Regions from separate parts of the Homo sapiens genome. Here region 1 is linked to region 2. Evidence: chromatin loops called from intact Hi-C (ENCODE). Cell type or tissue: heart left ventricle. All regions are shown on one strand. Each heading gives the region's core, and the rest is flanking DNA. Links, peaks and the distances in the headings are about the cores only. Region 1 has its middle 330 kb from the start of PSMD7-DT. Region 2 has its middle 240 kb from the start of TRK-TTT1-1.

Region 1 (2,920 bases), core at 184-2,683, 170 kb before region 2:
TCCTGTGTTTAAAAACGGTAACTGCAGATCCCTTTCTTTCAAATGTAAGCTTTTTTGAGGTTATCTGACTGTTAATTTGTGTCCTCAAATAATGGGAATGGTGTTTTTTTTTCCCTCTTAAAATTTGATAATATTAATCCATAAACGAATTCTGGTTTATTTTTAAATATTTAATTTATAGTAAATGCTTTAGAAATGCATTTTATTTTTTAAAAAAGGAAGTAACAGAATTTGAGGTGTAGGTTTCAATCTGTAACTTCAAACAGATTTAATAGTCTTTTATTTTCTGGGCTCCAATTATTTTAAAAGTCATTGACGATTTGTTACCTTGAATGGATTGTGTAAGGTTCAGGATTAATTTGAATTTGATGAATATTACATTGAATTCCTCCCTATAGGCAGATGTATTCAGAGGTGACAGTATACAGGCATATGGATGGAAAGGAAAACTTCGCTCTAACATTTGGTCAGGGAAAGTTTGTTTATAAACTGTACATTTGGAGGGCAAATTTCCCTCAGTCAGGGGGGTACTTACTGCTTTTTGATGGGCGTGGGTGCATCAGGGTCTGGGAGTGAAAGTGACTTGCAGTGTTTAACAGGGCAGTGAAGGGGAAATTACAGATGGCTCATATTATATCTCCAGCAATTTCACTGAAACAGCAGAATTTACTTTTAAGGTTTGTAACCTCCTTTTAAGTCACAGATTTTCCCAAACCCTGTGATAATAAAATACAATCTACTTTACGGAATGCTTTTATTATTATTCAGTAGCCCTTCTCCCATCACCTTTTTTTGTTACTGTTTTTGAACAGTTTGGTGGGAGCATCTTTAGACCCCTGGAGGCTGATCCACGGAAAAATGAAACAAACAAAAAGAAGTAGATCATCACACTTTCTTAGAAAACACCACTTCCCCTTTTCAGAGATTCAGTGAGATCTAGAAAGGCTCATTTTGATACTTCTAATAGAATTATATAAGTATAATGCACAGCTGGGATAAGCTCAGCCATCCACAGCGCAGCTAGTTTTTGAACATTTAATTTTATATTTGAATAATTCTCCAGATCGGGCTATAATCATGAATGTCATATAAAAAGTTTTTTAAAAATAAATTACATTATTTCACAGATGTGCAAATACTTCTGAGAAAAAAATTACATTGATCAGTTTTTAATACCCCCCTGTCTCACCCTTCAGTCAAAGGGAAAAATAGGTTTTTTTCCCATCTTTGTCTTCAGAAAGGTGCTAGATTGTAAACATCTGAAGGAAATGAAAGGGGGTTGGCCAGTCCACCCCAAACTCTTTCCAGATTTTCAATCCTTTCAGCAGCAGACTTCAGTTTTCAGAAAAGAGGGAGGGTCTGGGTGGGGGGAAAGAAAGGGGATGTCTCTGTTTATTATTAAAATTTAAAGCGAAAAGCATTGCTATAACTGGCTAATTTTGAATCTACCAAGTTAGAGGGCTTGAACAACAGGAGGCAACATTTAGGTAATGTGTATTATGCTGATTTGGAAAAGATAAGGCATTTGCAGCTAATTAAGTTCTAATTCTGGGAAGAGGACAATAAACAATAGATGACTATCATTACTTTTATTGTTTCTGAAACAATAGCATGTGGATATTTAATTCAAAAACTATTCAGATAAACAGGGTCATTTTTACTTAGGCAGAAAGATTCTTATTCTTTGTAGAGTGTTTCTGAAGCATAGTCTATTTATTACAGTTTAAATAAAGGCATTTCGGAATGTCTGTGTTTTGCGAATAAAGACTCTGAAAGCCACCACTGAAGCTGTCAACCGTGGTCATTTCGGGAATAGTCATCTGTGGTTGGAAACACCACTGGTACTCAGGGCTGAATGAACAAAGTGCTTTTGAATCCAAAACAAACAATTTAATTAAAAGTCTAAACTGCATGATTTTTCCATGTTTCTTTTGTTAACAGCTCCAACCAAGTCATATGGCATGGCCTCCACACTCCTGTAAGATTTGGGTATTTGATATGTTGTCTTAAAGATATCCTGAAAGTGGAAAAAATTGCATTAGCATTTAGTCCATGGATAATAATTTGGTTAAGCTACAGTTTTTCAGGACTTCTTTATTGGCCCACATAACCAATTTTTTTTTTAACCAAAACACTGAGCATAATATACAAAAATAAAACAAGGTGTTGTATTCAGATCAGTAGGTACAAAATCATAATTGCCCCTTTGTCTTCCAGAAACCATACAGGCCTGATACACAATGAGAAAAATAATCTAAAATGTTGGGTTTATTTTCAATATGCGAGTAGTATAAAAATATGCAAGCTCTGATCACAGTGTGCTGGAAACTACTTCACAAAAATGTGTAACGAAAGCTGTTACTCTATGTGTGGTTCACGTATTGGGACAGCTGTGACAGCCTGGTACAGTTTAACACTTGTTCAATTATAAGAAAAAGAAGGGAACTTGATTTAGATAAGAATCTCAAATAATCCTTGAAATTTCCAAAGTAACTTCTCCTTCTGATCAAAATTGTAGCTTTCTCCAAGTTTCTCCCCTTCTCTTTTCCTATATTTTGTGTCCTACTCACTTATGGAGACCTTGGCAGTAAGAGGCACCCTTGACTTGACCACCTCATCCTTCTAACCTTTGCTTATCTTTAGTTCTCACAGGGGCTGGGTTATAGCTATGTGCAAATTATTTCATATTTTAGGTGTCTTTTTTATAAAAATATTCACTTAGGAAATCCCTAAGGAATCATCTAGTAGCTGGCCACACTTTTCCAAAACATGTCTGTTTGTTTTCAGGTGATTTTTACCGCGCCTTTCTGGCAGATGTATTTTTGTACACGGAAGAAAGGCTGATACTGAGGTTGGTAGCAAACCTTAAGTTCTGAGAATGTGTGCACATGTCATTGTTGTCTGTAGCAACTGATTGATG
Region 2 (2,920 bases), core at 270-2,769:
TTCTTAGCAGGAGGAGCGTAAAACTTAATTACTGCCATGAAACACAAGTTGATGGAAATAGACAAAAGACGTCAATAAAATAATTTTTCAAACAATGTGTAGGGTTAGGGAAATGGAGCACCTGGAATGCAAAGGTTTTATGCAGGTGGTTGTTTAAAAAATTAAGATGTAGAGGAAATATGCTGTTAGAAAGACCACTGGATTTGGAGCCAGGAGACCTAGAGCTTTAAAGACTAGCTATGGGCCAGGCACAGTGGCTCATGCCTGTAATCCCAGCACTTTGGGAGCCTGAGGTGGGTGGATCACGACGTCAGGAGTTCAAGACCAGCCTGGCCAAGATGGTGAAACCCCGACTCAACTAAAAGTACAAAAAAATTAGCAGGGCATGGTGGCGGGCACCTGTAATCGCAGCTACTTGGGGGGCTGAGGCAGAGAATTGCTTGAACCCTGGAGGCAGAGGTTGCAGAGAGCCGAGATCGCACCATTGCATTCCAGCCTGGGCAACATAGCGAGACTCTGTCTCAAAAAAAAAAAAAAAAAAAAAAAAAAAAGACCAGCTGTGGTACTTGCTAACTTGATGATCATAAGTTTCGGCCTCAGTGTCTTCATCTATAAAATGGGATGGTGACACCTCCATAAGCTCTCTCACAGGTTGTGAGGAAGTTATATGAAAATCCATTGCCAGCATGAAGTTGTTATAAGGATGTAAATTATTGTTGGCATTAAAGAAGATACGCAAGTCTACGTCCGTGTGGTAATTGAATGAGACGGTCAACTGGGTCTGTTCATAGCCATACTATGCCAGCATGCTTGATTTCATTTGGATGCTCTTCACTTTGATGCTCTTCAGTGAGGTCAATTTCCTGTGGGGCATGAGGCTCTAAGAAACCTAGGTCTCAACCCATGTTGAGGTCAAGCAGGCACGTGATGGGAAATGAAACTGCAGGGATGCCGGCAGTCAGAATTTTAGCCGAGAACCATCATGTGACACAAGTACAATTTCTAGTCATCCAGCTTGACCCGAGCAGGCAGATTGGGAGCAGATGCTATATGCTCAAATGAGAGGTAGCTGCAACTTCATGGGGGTAGGGAGGGCAGAGAAAAAGGAAGCATTTTTAAAAGGCAATGAACGATTCTCAGAGAGAGAGAGACCCGGACTTTATCCGAGGAGATGAGACTCTAGCATAGTTTGCAGTTGCTTTGTTAACCTGTTTTTGTTTAAATGAGCGGGAGCAGGACTAATAGATTACCATGTGAGAGGAGCTGGTATGAATTTCTGAGCAGGAAAGTGAAAAGCAGCAAGGAACAGATGATGAGACAAAAGGGAGACTACACCAAGACTAAAGTTTTGGAAAGGAGGGGAAGTGGATATTTTGGAAAACATCAAAAATAATCGTAGTCTTCATGACCCAAGGAAACCACACAGTAATGGTGGAAAGCATGTTCTAGCTGATCAGGAAGTTGGGAATAGATGCTAACACACATGTTGAAATGTTAACACACACGTGCAGACGTCTCCATGCCATAAAGCATTTGAATACCCAGGCAGGAAGAGAATCGGGAGATGGGGTGATTCGGAGGACACTGGGCTGGATGGAGACTTGAGGACACAAATACCTTAGGAAGACATAAAGCTAGTGGAATCCTACCATGCTGCTAGGACTCCCAGATCTAGCCAGTCTCTGTAGAGAAAGCATCTGAAGTTGAGGCAAATGGAGTCCCCTAACCCGTGCTTGGGAATGGAGATGTGTCCTTTCCAAGGGAAATGTTGTCTGACATCTGCCCCCTGCTGGAAGCAGCTGCCTTGCTTCCTAAAGATGGGGGAGAGCGAACAATTGCAGGAAAAAAAAATTGACCTATTAAAGTCAATAAGCCCAGGATCCTAATGTATCCAACTGCATCTGAATAGCGTATGAAAATTACCAAAATTGTCTTTTAAAACCTACTGATGTGGGTCACCCAAGCAGCATGCTCCCAGTTGTTAATAATTAATACTGAGCATCCTAGGGAGGAATCACTGTGGATAATTGTAGCCAGTAAGTACGAGTCTGGCAGCCCAGTGTGCCGCGGGTCAGAAAAGGGCAGTGAGGAAGGGATCATACATCAAGCTGGTGCCAGCCGCTGGGTATCGGTGATCTGCTTCCTCTGGCTGTACTTATTCTTCTGATGCGAAAGCCTTCTAAACAAGGCTGTGAATTGGTTTTCATGCTCGCATTGACAGATTGGGAAAGCAGTTTGTTCTACCAAATTTAACAATGATATATCATTATCACAACTTTGGGGGAAATCTATAAAATCAATAAGTTTGTAGCCTGAACAGGATTTGTATCGCTCGCTTGCTGTGCTGGTGTCAAAGCGTGAGCATATGGATTGAGTCACAGCCTGAGATCAATGGAATTTGTGGACAGTAAGCTCAATAACAAGCCCTTCTGAAAAGAAATAGATGTAAAAAGCAAATTTACTAGAGTATAAAAAAAAAAAAAAAGCTAATATCTTTTCTGTGCCTGGCTGTAAAGTGCTGTTTGGCTGCCGTTGGCTGCGGGTACTTTGAAAGCTGTCTGGAGTATGTGCCTGCAATTCCGAATGCTGCTGCGCCAGCTTCATGCATTGCATGGACAGTTGGGTGCTTCTATTTGCAGGGTTTGTGCTAGGAAACTCGCCAAGAATAGGAGGAGGAGGAAAAATAGCCCTTTATATTATAAACTGAATAAAGAATAAAAACAGTCAGTGTGTCTGCTGGGGAAAGACCACGGTGGCTTTATTTACTTTGTGCTGGTAGGACTTGCTAATGGAGAAAAATAAAAAGGCATAATTAAATAGTTTAATGAATTCGCAGCTCTTTTGTTTGAGTGGGACGGGAATGCATGTTCCGGAGAGGCCTCACAAAAAGCTTGGCTGGTAGTGAGTTAAAAGTAGGAAA

The links. Hi-C counts contacts between places; a loop is a spot of excess contacts. Peaks named below come from ENCODE experiments on the same cell type or tissue, not always from the same donor. Only the 100,000 strongest peaks of a DNase experiment are listed, where the experiment ranks them.
Region 1: a loop joins it to region 2, with 2.4 times the contacts of the local background. A loop is called at or near these places in 26 of 110 quality-filtered maps.

The regions. Positions count from the first base shown.
Region 1 is chr16:73,883,497-73,886,416 of GRCh38, reverse strand. It overlaps a transcript of ZFHX3 not described here. Among named protein-coding and RNA genes, the nearest start is that of PSMD7-DT, 330 kb to the left of the region's middle. In heart left ventricle, for the core only: no CTCF peak of the experiment used is centred there; no DNase peak of the experiment used is centred there.
Region 2 is chr16:73,713,194-73,716,113 of GRCh38, reverse strand. It overlaps a transcript of ZFHX3 not described here. Among named protein-coding and RNA genes, the nearest start is that of TRK-TTT1-1, 240 kb to the right of the region's middle. RefSeq lists an enhancer at 1,630-1,924. In heart left ventricle, for the core only: a CTCF peak has its summit at 1,806 (motif pointing left); no DNase peak of the experiment used is centred there.